Regions from separate parts of the Homo sapiens genome. Here all the other regions are linked to region 2. A link is a contact called in ENCODE Hi-C or POLR2A ChIA-PET data. All regions are on one chromosome and are shown on one strand. The core of a region is the stretch at or near the end of the contact, and the rest is flanking DNA. Distances in the headings are between cores, read along the strand shown.

Region 1 (3,344 bases), core at 385-2,884, 100 kb after region 2:
CACCAGCTCTTCTGCCACCTAGGAAGGGAAGGGATGGTCTTTATTTAACATTTTGTAACTGATTCACAGATACCTTAGTTCCTTTATATAAGGGACCAGAGCAGAAAGACCTTCAGAAGCCCAGTTTACTACTTAAGACAGTATTTAAAAACCAGTGAAGAGGCCGGCCAAGGTGGCTCATGCCACCTAGCACTTTGGGAGGCCGAGGTGGGTGGATTGCCTGAGGTCAGGAGTTCGAGACCAGCCTGGAACAACATAGTGAAACCCTGTCTCTACTAAAAATACAAAAAATTACCTGGGCATGGTGGTTCGCTCTTGTTGCCCAGGCTGGACTGCAATGGCGTGATCTTGGGATCTCGGCTCACTGCAATCGGCTCACTCCAGCCTGGGCAACAAGAGTGAACCTTTGTCTCAAAAAACAAACAAAGAAAACAGTGAAGAACCCTACCTAGAATGACAAGTAGCTGTAGAAATAACCAACTGGAAAGGTAGCAAGTATAGCTAACATTGCTGCATGCTGCTTTTTGTCCAGCAATTACAAGGAATCTTCCAAGCATTACATTATTCTAAAGTCAGAACTACCTCCATGCTACAAGCAGGTAATCTGAGCACCTGAGTGATACGTTTGCCAAGGTTACAAAGAGTTTAATGGTAAGATATAAATAAAACTTGAAATCTAGATTCCAACTTTCTTCCACCATCTTTCTGTATATACACACACTCTAGTTTCTTTAAATCTGACCCTTAAGACTTGATAATAAATTTGGCTTTGGGCCGGGCTTGGTGGCTCACACCTGCAATCCCAACACTTTGGAAGGCTGAGGCAGGAGGACTGCTTGAAGCTAGGAGATTGAGATCAGCCTGGGCAATAAAGCAAGAAAGACCCTGTCTCTACAAAAAAAATTTTAAAAATTAGCCCAGTGTAGTAGCATGCACCTTTATTCCCAGCTACTCAGGAGACTGAGGCAGGCAGATCATTTAAGCCCAAGAGTTTGAGGCTGCAGTGAGCAATGATCACGCCACTGCACTCCAGCCTGGGTGACAGGGCAAGTCCCTATCTCTAGGGGAAAAAAAAAAATTGGCTTTGATGGATTATCCTAAGTGGTAGATCTGTGGTGCGAAGTACAGCTCAGTCAAATGACAAACTTTTTAGTCTGCTCATTCAGAAATGACAGGGAATTGCACAAGCCAGGAAGTCTATGGCATTTATAGCTTAATATAACAATTCATTTTAACATATTTCACTGCCCATATTCACTCTCTCTGCAAAGAGGAGTCGTTCTTGCCGCATGCTGCTGGATGGCTTTAAAAGGTTGTTCTCTTTCTTGCTCCCCTGTAACCTAACACTCATGTGCTGACACCCAAGATCTTTTGCTAGAGAGTGGAAGTCAGCTGTTTAGAACTCAAGCTACATGTCAATCTTCAATCTCTGAGCCTTCCCCTAAACAAGCATGTTGTGCAGTAATGGCAAAACCCAGAGGTCAGCTCAGCAGATGGAATTACACATGGAATACGAACTCTGAAGAGGCGCTCCAAGAGAACATATCACTGCCACTCGTCTACTTTTATTTATTTATTTATTGAGACAGGTTCTTGCTCTGTTGCCCAGGCTGCAGTGATCATAGCTCACTGAAGCCTTGGCATCCTGGGCTCAAGTGATCCTCCCACCTCAGTCTCCTGAGTAGCTGGGACTAGAGGCATGCACCACCACGCCTGGCTAATTTTTATCATTTTATATTTTGTAGAGATGAGGGTCTCGCTATGTTGCCCAGGCTGGTTTTCAATTTCTAGGCTCAAGAGATCTATAGGCCTCGGCCTCCTGAGCAGCTGGGACTACAGGCATGAGCCACTGTGCTGGCCTCATTCCACTTTCAGATACCAATATTTCAGAAATTGCACTTGAAGATCTACACAATGGACTCACAAACAGGATGTGGGCAGAGTTTCTGAGTACACCTGGCCTAATTAGCAAAAATGGCAGCATGGTTCAGGCTCTGGAGCCAGACTGTTAGGTTCCAATCCTGATCCCTTACAGGCTGTGCAGTCTTTAAACTCTCTGTGCCACATGTTCTTCACCTGTTGAATGAGGACCTTTTTCATCATGATGTGAGGACAAAATGAGACAACACAGATGAAAAGCTTAGAACAATCAGCCCTGGCAAAAACTAGGTGTTCAAATGTTAGCCATCATTATTATTATCAAATAACCTGTGGGGAAAAGAAAAAGAGAAACATGTGGCATTTATTCTCTATACTACATTTTTATGCAGCTATATGAAGTTACTCTGATTTGCTTTCCTAATATAAAATTATGTCTTTTAAAAACATTTGCCAGCGCGGTGGCTCACACCTGTAATCCCAGCACTTTGGGAGGCCGAGATGGGCAGATCACCTGAGATCAGGAGTTCAAGACCAACCTGTCCAACATGGTGAAACCCCATCTCTACTAAAAAAACACAAAAATTAGCCAGGTGTGGTGGCAGGCACCTGTAATCCCAGCTAGTCAGGAGGCTGAGGCAGGAGAATCACTTGAGCCTAGGAGACTGTGGCTGCAGTAAGCCAAGATCGTGCCACTGCACTCCAGCTTGGGTGACAGAGTGAGACTCTGCCTCAAAAAAAAAAAAAAATTCATTTGCTATGTGTAACATTAAGCATACTTAATGATTACTACATAAAAGCAACAACAAAAACTCCAATGTTGATGTTCTTTTTTTTTTTAAGTGGCATTTATTGATTGATTGATTAAGATGGAGGTCTTGCTATATTGCTCAAACTGGACTCGAATTCTCCTGGGCTCAGGTGATCCTCCCATCTCAGCCTCAGCCTCCTGAGTAGCTGGGACCACAGGCACATGCCACTGTGCCCAGCTTGATCTTCTTTGGGAAAAAGCCTCAACTTTAAGGTTAAGGCTGCTACCTAGCATTTCAGAAAGAGCTCAGTCATTCATAGGTCGGCATAGGCAAACTTAGGAAAAGTCTGCCAGCCAGCATAAACTTCAAGTTGAACCTAAAGCAGCATTTACTTCAAGCTTGTCCAACCTGCGGCCCAGGGGTAGATGGCTTTTAATGTGGCCCAACAGAAACTCGTAAACTTTCTTAAAACATTGTAAGATTTTTTTGCGTTTTTTTTTTTCTTTTTTAGCTCATCAGCTATCGTTACTGCTAGTGTATTCCGTGTGTGGCCCAATGTGACAATTCTTCTTCTTCCAATGTGGCCCAGGGAACCCAAAAGATTGGACATCCCTGATTTACTTATTTTTATATCATCTTTATGGACTGAAAAGGCCAAAATTTTTTTAAAAATATATAAACTATCTTTACATCAGATGAAAGGAAAAAGACAGA
Region 2 (3,775 bases), core at 542-3,041:
GTACCTGTTCCCCACTGTATCTTCAGCACCTATCATGTGCCTGGCATATAGTAGGTGGTCTAAGACAAATTGGTTGAAATTTTATTTGAAGGCAAACCAAGCATCAAATTAATTCTTCTTAAAATAATCAGCCCAAGATGGCTTCCCTTCCACCCTTTGAAGCCAAATCTCAACTTCTGTTCTCTCTGAAGCATTCCTAAACCGGACTGGAAGTAGTTTCATACAGAGTAGCCTCAAATGCATTGCTGTATCTTCAAAACCCTCTCTAAGGATGAAACTCATTGAATAAGGACTAGAGGCTGGGCGTGATGGTTCATGCCTGTAATACCCAGAATTTGGGAGGCTGAGGCGGGAGGTTAGCTTGAGACTAGGAGTTCAAGACAAGCCTGGACAACACAGTGAGACCCTGTCTACACACACAGACACACACACACACACACACACACACACACACACACACAATTAGCAAGGCGTGGTGGTGTGTGCCTACAGTCCCAGCTGCTAGGAGGCCGAGGCAGGAGGACTGCCTGAGCCCAGGAGTTAGAGACTGCAGTGAGCTACAGTCATGCCACTGCACTCTAGCCTGCACAACACAGCCAGACTCTGCCTCTAAAAAAAAAAATTTAAAAATTAAAATTTTTAGAAAAGGACTAGGACTTTATTATTGTGTGACTAAATGCAAATACAAGTTTGTATTTACTCACTTTGTGCTTTTCCAGTCTCCCCTAGGAATAAAGAAGGAAACTCACTTATTGAGCACCTATTGTATACCAGGCACTGTGCAAGATGCAGTCGCATGCATTAGCGCATATGACCTTCACAGACACACTGGGAGGCTGGCACAGTCTCTGTTTTAGCAGATGAATTCGCTGACACCAGTTACCTATCAGGAGCCGCACATTTAAGCAGAAGGGCAAGGACTAGATCCCAGATCTGCCTGACTTTAGAGCTCTTTCTTTCCCTAAAGTCCTCTGGAGTGAAGGCTGAGTCTTCTCTGCCCTCAGGAATCTCAAAGTGCCAACCTCCTGGGCAGAGAGTCCACTGACAATGACATATGCCCAGTACCTAGCCCAACTGGTCAGACTCACTGAGTGTTTGCAGAAGGAGAGAAGGAAGAATGGCGAGCTTAGACAGAAAGCAGCAAGTCCAGGCCAGTGGGAAGTGCAGCCTCCTCAGTGAGGGTACGGAACATGGGGAGGGGGCTAGGCAGGAGAGATGCCAAACTGTTGCTAGATAAACCCACACACTGCCTCCGTCGCTGCCCATTCCAGAACTCCAGGCCGCAGGAACCGGAACCGCCAGGTCGCAAGGCTCTCCCCCAGGGTCCGGAGGCCTGCCCTCTCCCCCAGCTGCGGGGAGACTCACCATGTTCTTAGTGAGCTGGTCGCTCTTCTCCAGGCTGTCTCGGATGAAGGACAGAGTCTCCTCCTCCTGGGGGCAGGCAAGGGGAGGACATCACCAGAAACCAGAAGCTAAAGGAGACCACTGCGTCCCAACCCCACGGCCTAGCCCCCAACCCCATCTCCTCGCTGGGTGCGCTCCCTCCCACCCCTGCCTCCTCCATGAGTAGACAATCAGGCCCCGCTGTTGGCCCCTTTCCCTCACCTCCTCCCCAGCCTCCCCAGGCCCACGCCCACCTGCTTCAGCTTGTCCTCAATCTCCCGCCGTCGAGCGGATGCCTCCTGTGGGGGAATCATCGCTCTGAACCCCGCGGCTCCCACTCCCCAGTATCTTTCCTCCGCGGGCCCACCGGGCCCCCGTCCCCGTCACACCCACTTCCGCTCTTGGTCCCGCCCCGGGACGCCTGGGCGGAGCCATGTTGGGAATCGCAGGCTGAAGTGCGCCTGCGCGGAGCCCAAGAACGGACCGACGGCCATTTTGAGCGTGGCTGGGAAGAGAAGTGTATTCGGATGCTGCAAGGGACCTCGACGCGGGTTCCTTGCCTCAGCAGAGGTTTTCGATCGGCCTTATGTCCCGCGGCTGGCAGGACACTTAGAGCTCACTTGCTGTTTTCGTTGAAAGACCGACCCTTTTGATAAAGACTGCTGGGGAAGGCGACGAATTCCTTTCCCCAGGTCGCATTCTATGGGCAGGCACCAAGGCCAATTGCGTTTCCCACAAAGCCCCGCACGGAGCAGGTGACACAGTAGATGCCTAACGTGTGTCCATGTAATGAACCAGGGGCTTGTGTACTTGTTTCCGCCTTCCACCCTGCATTACGCAAAAACGTATCCTGTGGGCTGGCGGGGCTGCTCCGGAGCTCCAGGCCCAGACCCAGCGTCCAACTGCAGCTCCAGGGGACGGGGTGGGGGGCGCCCCTGGATCAACTTCCCTGCGGGGCTGGATGTTGTGGTTGCAGACCCAGCTCCTGCAAAACCTCGAGTTACTCCTTCCTCTAACCCGTCCCTGCCCACCCTGCCTCTGGCCCCCAGCCTTGAGAAAGGACAAGGCCGACCAGCTTGGTTCAGTCCTTCTGTGGCCTCAGTGTCCAGACACCCGGAAGATAGACAAGGAGGCATGTGCTGGTAGATGAGAAGGTTTGGGGCGGGCAGGGGGGACACCAAGCTTTTTTTTTCCTTTCTTTTCTTTTGAGAGAGAGTCTCACTCTGTCGCCCAGGCTGGAGTGCAAGTGGCACGATCTTGGCTCATTGCAGTCTCTGCCTCCCGGGTTCAAGTGATTCTCGTGCCTCAGCGTCCCGAGTAGCTGGGATTACAGGCGGCTGCCAACACGCCCGGCTAATTTTTTTGTATTATTAGTAGAGACAGGGTTTCGCCATGTTGCCCAGGCTAGTCTCGAACTCCTGACCTCAAGTGATCCACCCGCCTTGGCCTTCCAAAGTCCTGAGATTACAGGCGTGAGCCCCTGCTCCCGGCCTAAGGAGAGAAGGAGAGAAGGAAGAACCCAAGCTCTAGGGTTCCCAAGCGCTCACTCCACCCATAGTCACCCGAAGAGGAGGAGGAGGAGGAAGTGGGTGCACAGAGCCTGGAGAGGGATGGGCAGCCTTCCCTCAGGCAAGAGGACAATTTCAATCCTGTTGTAGGTGGGGGAGATAAAAGGCTGATTCCTGTGTCAGGAAATACCCAGGATGATTTCGCTGACATGGTCCTTGTGTAGTCCAAAGGGCTAAGTAGGAGAAAGTTTAAACTGTTAGATGTCACAGAATAGAGTAGCGGGGCTAGTTAGCCGCTGTAGAGAGGGTGTTTTGGGCTCAGGTGGACTACCTTTGAGGGCCTGGTCCAGCATTTAACCTGAGTCTCTCTCTCTCTCTCTTTTTTTTTTCTTGAGACGGAGTCTTGCTGTGTTGCCCAGGCTCGAGTGCAATGGCGTGATCTCGCCTCACTGCAACTTCTGCCTCCCGGGTTCAAGCGATTCTCCTGCCTCAGCCTCTCGAGTAGCTGGGATTACAGGCATGGGCCACCACCCTGGCTAATTTTGTATTTTTAGTAGAGATGGGGTTTCTCCATGTTGGTCAGGCTAGTCTTGAACTCCCAACCTCAGTTGATCCGCCCGCCTCGGCCTCCCAAAGTGCTGGGATTACAGGTGTGAGCCACCGTGCTTGGCCTGAGTCTCTAAACAGTTCCTGGCCCATAGTAGATGCTTAATAAAAATACTGATAATAAATATTTTGCTCCGGCCAGGTGTGGTGGCTCATGCCTGTAATCCCAGCACTTTGGGAGGCCGAGGCGGGTGGATCACGAGGTCAGGAGTTCGAGACCAGCCTGGCCAACATAGTGAAACCCCATCTCTACTAAAAATACAAAAATTAGCTGGGTG
Region 3 (3,293 bases), core at 4-2,503, 110 kb before region 2:
CTCATGCCTGTAATCTCAGAACTTTTGGGAGGCTGAGGCTGGTGGATTACTTGAGTCCAGGAGTTCAAGACCAGCCTGGACGGCCGGGTGTGGTGGCTCACGCCTGTAATCCCAGCACTTTGGGAGGCCGAGGTGGGTGGATCACTTGAGGTCAGGAGTTCGAGACCGGCCTGACCAACATGGTGAAACCCTGTCTCTACAAAAAATACGAAATTAGCTGAGCGTGGTGGCACATGCCTGTAATCCCAGCTATTCAGGAGGCCAAGGCAGGAGAATCGCTTGAAACTGGGAGGCGGAGGTTGCAGTGAGCTGAGATCACACCATTGCACTCCAGCCTGGGTGACAAGAGCAAAACTCCATCTCAAAAAAAAATAATAATAATAACCAGCCTGGGTAACATGGTGAAACCCCGTCTCTACAAAAAATGCAAAAATTAGCAGGGTGCGTTGTTGCACACATGCCTGTAGTCCCAGCTACTGGGGAGGCTGAGGTGGGAGGATCACTTGAGCCAGGGAGGCAGAGATTGCAGTGAGCTGAGACTGTACCACTGTACTGCAGCCTGGGTGACAGAGTGAGACCCTGTCAAAAAAAAAAAAAAAAAGAGAGAGAGAAAGAAAGAAAAAGAAAGAAAAGAAAAGAAAGAGAAAAGAGAAGAGAAAGGGAGGGAGGGAAACCTTCCTGTGTGTCCCCTGTGCACCTCCCTCTTCGAGCATCCTTACAGCTCTGGGACTTGCCCAAACCTTTCTCCCCAAACCACACACCCACAGAGTCTGGAGCAGGGCCGGAGTTTCCCCGGCTCCTCGGGTGTGTCAGCATCACACATCCCTCCCTGTCTCCCTGCTGCCAACCAGTTCCACCACTGTGCACCTCTGCCCCAATTCCACCTCCCACGCCTGCTGCTGCACCTTGGACTTGTTTTCCTGAAATTGCATGCCATCCACTCTCCCTTCTACTTCTGCTGCGTCCCTCTTGCCCTATCAGGACCTGTGGACTCAGGACTCCCGGGCTTTCTCCCCCATCTCTCTTCCCCGTTGGGCCTCACTACCATTTCAGCCACTTTCCTGGCAGCTTCACTCCTGCCCCAAGACCCCAGCCTCCACCCTCCTGGTTCTGCCAACTGTTGAGTGCAGAAAGATCACAGAACTCCAAGGATTTGGAGCTCAATGATTTCAGGGGCTCACTGGCATTCCCCTGCTCTGCCTAGAAATCCTTCCTGTGTCCTGGCCACACCCCCCTCCCCGGCGCCACCACAGCTAGTCCAGAAATTCCCCTGCCTCACAAGAACCCACTTCCTCTCCTCCCCTGTCCCTCCCGGCTTATTGCTTTATGAGCCAGCTAGAATCGAGGCCACAGGCAGCCGTTCTTCCTCCTACCATCAGACACTGAAACGGCCACCGACCATCAGACACTGAAACGGCCACCGTTAGCTCCTTCCTCTAGTCTAAGAGGAAGCGGGGTCCCTCCTACCTAAGGGGTTACCACAGTTCTTCCCTGTCCACATATAAGGTGTTCAAGCCTCCTCTATATGGAAATAATAGTCTCAATGACAAGAAGTCATCTTCTACACTAGAGTCTGACCTACCTGCCCATGACCTTCCCTCCCTTTGCAGACAAACCTCCTAAAAGAACATCTGTGCTCCGTATAACCCCTTCCTCTTCCCAGGCCTCACCCCACTGCATTCTGACTGCTTTTTATAACCCAGGCCCTTCTTCTTTGCTCCAGGTTCTTAATCTTTTTTTTTTTTTCCTGAGATGGAGTCTCGCTCTGTCACCCAGGCTGGGAGTGCAGTGGCACGATCTCTGCTTACTGCAACCTCTGCTTCCTGGGTTCAAGCGATTCTGCCTCAGCCTCCCTAGTAGCTGGGATTACAGGTGCCCGCCACCACACCCAGCTAATTTTTGTCTTTTTAGTAGAGACAGGGTTTCACCATGTTGGCCAGGCTGGTCTTCAGCTCCTGACCTCAGGTGATCCGCCTGCGTCAGCCTCCCAGAGTGCTGGGATTACAGATGTGAGCCACTGCGCCTGGCCTTTTTCCTTTTTTTTTCCTTTTTTTTTTTTTTTTGAGACAGAGTCTCATTCTGTTTCCCAGGCTGGAGTGCAGTGGCGCAATCTTGGCTCACTGCGACATCCACCTCCCCGGTTCAAGTGATTCTCGTGCCTCAGCCTCCCAAGTAGTCGGGCCTGGGTAACTTTTGTATTTTTAGTAGAGACAGGGTTTTCGCTTGTTGGCCAGGCTGGTCTTGAGCTCCTGGCCTCAAGTGATCTGCTTGTCTTGCCCTCCCAAAGTGTTGGGATTACAGTGTTGGGAGCCACCGCGCCACGCCCCGATTCCTCTCTGACCTGTGTCAGCACTGGGGCTAACAGAAGCTGAGACACACAGGCAACCTCATGTTTCAAATGAGTTCATTGCCTAAGGGTAGCCTGTATAGACAGCTAGGCAGGATGACACCCTGAATTCTGCCCTCAGGCTGTGCTATAAATGACCTAGACTAGAGGAAAGGGCAGGCAGAGCCTTTATCTCAAACAGCGTCAAAAGAAAACAATGTAATAGCCTAGAACATTGAATCTATTTATTTACTTATTTTGAGACAGAGTCTCACTCTGTTGCCCAGGCTGGAGTGCAGTGGCTTGATCTCGGCTCACTGCAACGTCTGCCTCCCAGGTTCAAGCGATTCTCCTGCCTCAGCCTCCCGAGTAGCTGGGTTTACAGGTGCCAGCTACCACACCTGGCTAATTTTTGTATTTTTAGTAGAGACGGGGTTTTGCCGTGTTGGCCAAGCTGGTCATGAACTCCTGACCTCAGGTGATCCACCCATCTCGGAAATCTATTTATTAAAGTGCTCAGAGAGCAGAAAGAGCATGAGTGCAAAAAATTTTTTTAACTTTTTTTTTTCTCTTGCAAGCTATGACTGGGGAAAAAAGAAAGAAAAAAAAAATGTCAGCAATGCACAGTGGCTCACGCCTATAATCCATGCATGTTGGGAGGCCGAGGCGGGCAGATCACTTGACCCCAGGAGTTTGAAACCAGCCTGGGCAACATGGCGAGACCCCATCTCTACAAGAAATACAAAAATTAGCTGGGTGTGGTGGTGCGTCCCTGTAGTCCCAGCTCCTCAGGAAGCTGAGATGATCACCTGAGCCTGGGAGGTGGAGGCTACATTGAGCCATGATTGAGCCACTGCATTCCAGCCCAAGTGACAGAGCAACACCCTGTCTCAAAAAAAAAATTTTTTTTTTTAGGTGGAGTCTTGCTCTGTTGCCCAGGCTGGAGTGCAGTGGCGTGATCTTGGCT

What was found. Hi-C counts contacts between places; a loop is a spot of excess contacts on that map. ChIA-PET counts read pairs that join two places held with the same protein, here RNA polymerase II (POLR2A). Pooled maps may share reads with other maps.
Region 1: a loop to region 2 is called in a pooled map, with 2.3 times the contacts of the local background. The contact joins the enhancer-like site here to the promoter of EXOC7 in region 2. A Hi-C loop is called at or near these places in 1 of 168 maps with a recorded cell type or tissue (endothelial cell of hepatic sinusoid) and 5 of 50 pooled maps. POLR2A ChIA-PET finds 5 or more read pairs at or near these places in 11 of 52 experiments (Caco-2, GM12878, OCI-LY7 and 8 more).
Region 3: a loop to region 2 is called in a pooled map, with 2.2 times the contacts of the local background. The contact joins the enhancer-like site here to the promoter of EXOC7 in region 2. A Hi-C loop is called at or near these places in 1 of 168 maps with a recorded cell type or tissue (Ramos) and 3 of 50 pooled maps. POLR2A ChIA-PET finds 5 or more read pairs at or near these places in 13 of 52 experiments (CD4-positive, alpha-beta memory T cell, CD8-positive, alpha-beta memory T cell, GM12878 and 10 more).

The regions. Positions count from the first base shown.
Region 1 is chr17:76,206,362-76,209,705 of GRCh38, forward strand. The region is part of intron 2 of RNF157 (ring finger protein 157); the gene reads right to left. Among named protein-coding and RNA genes, the nearest start is that of RNF157, 32 kb to the right of the region's middle. Within about 2 kb of position 1,635, at least 3 of the 41 ENCODE cell types and tissues checked have a DNase peak (open chromatin) inside an H3K27ac peak, as active enhancers do; they include OCI-LY7, where a contact is called at or near this core.
Region 2 is chr17:76,101,996-76,105,770 of GRCh38, forward strand. It overlaps EXOC7 (exocyst complex component 7), which reads right to left and starts at 1,792. Exons shown (of 19, transcript NM_001013839.4): 1 at 1,638-1,792; 2 at 1,366-1,431. The coding sequence starts at 1,697.
Region 3 is chr17:75,996,123-75,999,415 of GRCh38, forward strand. All of the region lies in intron 3 of TEN1 (TEN1 subunit of CST complex), which reads left to right. All of the region lies in intron 3 of TEN1-CDK3 (TEN1-CDK3 readthrough (NMD candidate)), which reads left to right. LOC124904061 (a long non-coding RNA gene) reads right to left here. Exons shown (of 2, transcript XR_007065911.1): 2 at 2,550-3,293. Among named protein-coding and RNA genes, the nearest start is that of CDK3, 3.1 kb to the right of the region's middle. RefSeq lists enhancers at 1,175-1,254, 1,425-1,474. Within about 2 kb of position 1,254, at least 21 of the 41 ENCODE cell types and tissues checked have a DNase peak (open chromatin) inside an H3K27ac peak, as active enhancers do; they include GM12878 and PC-9, where a contact is called at or near this core.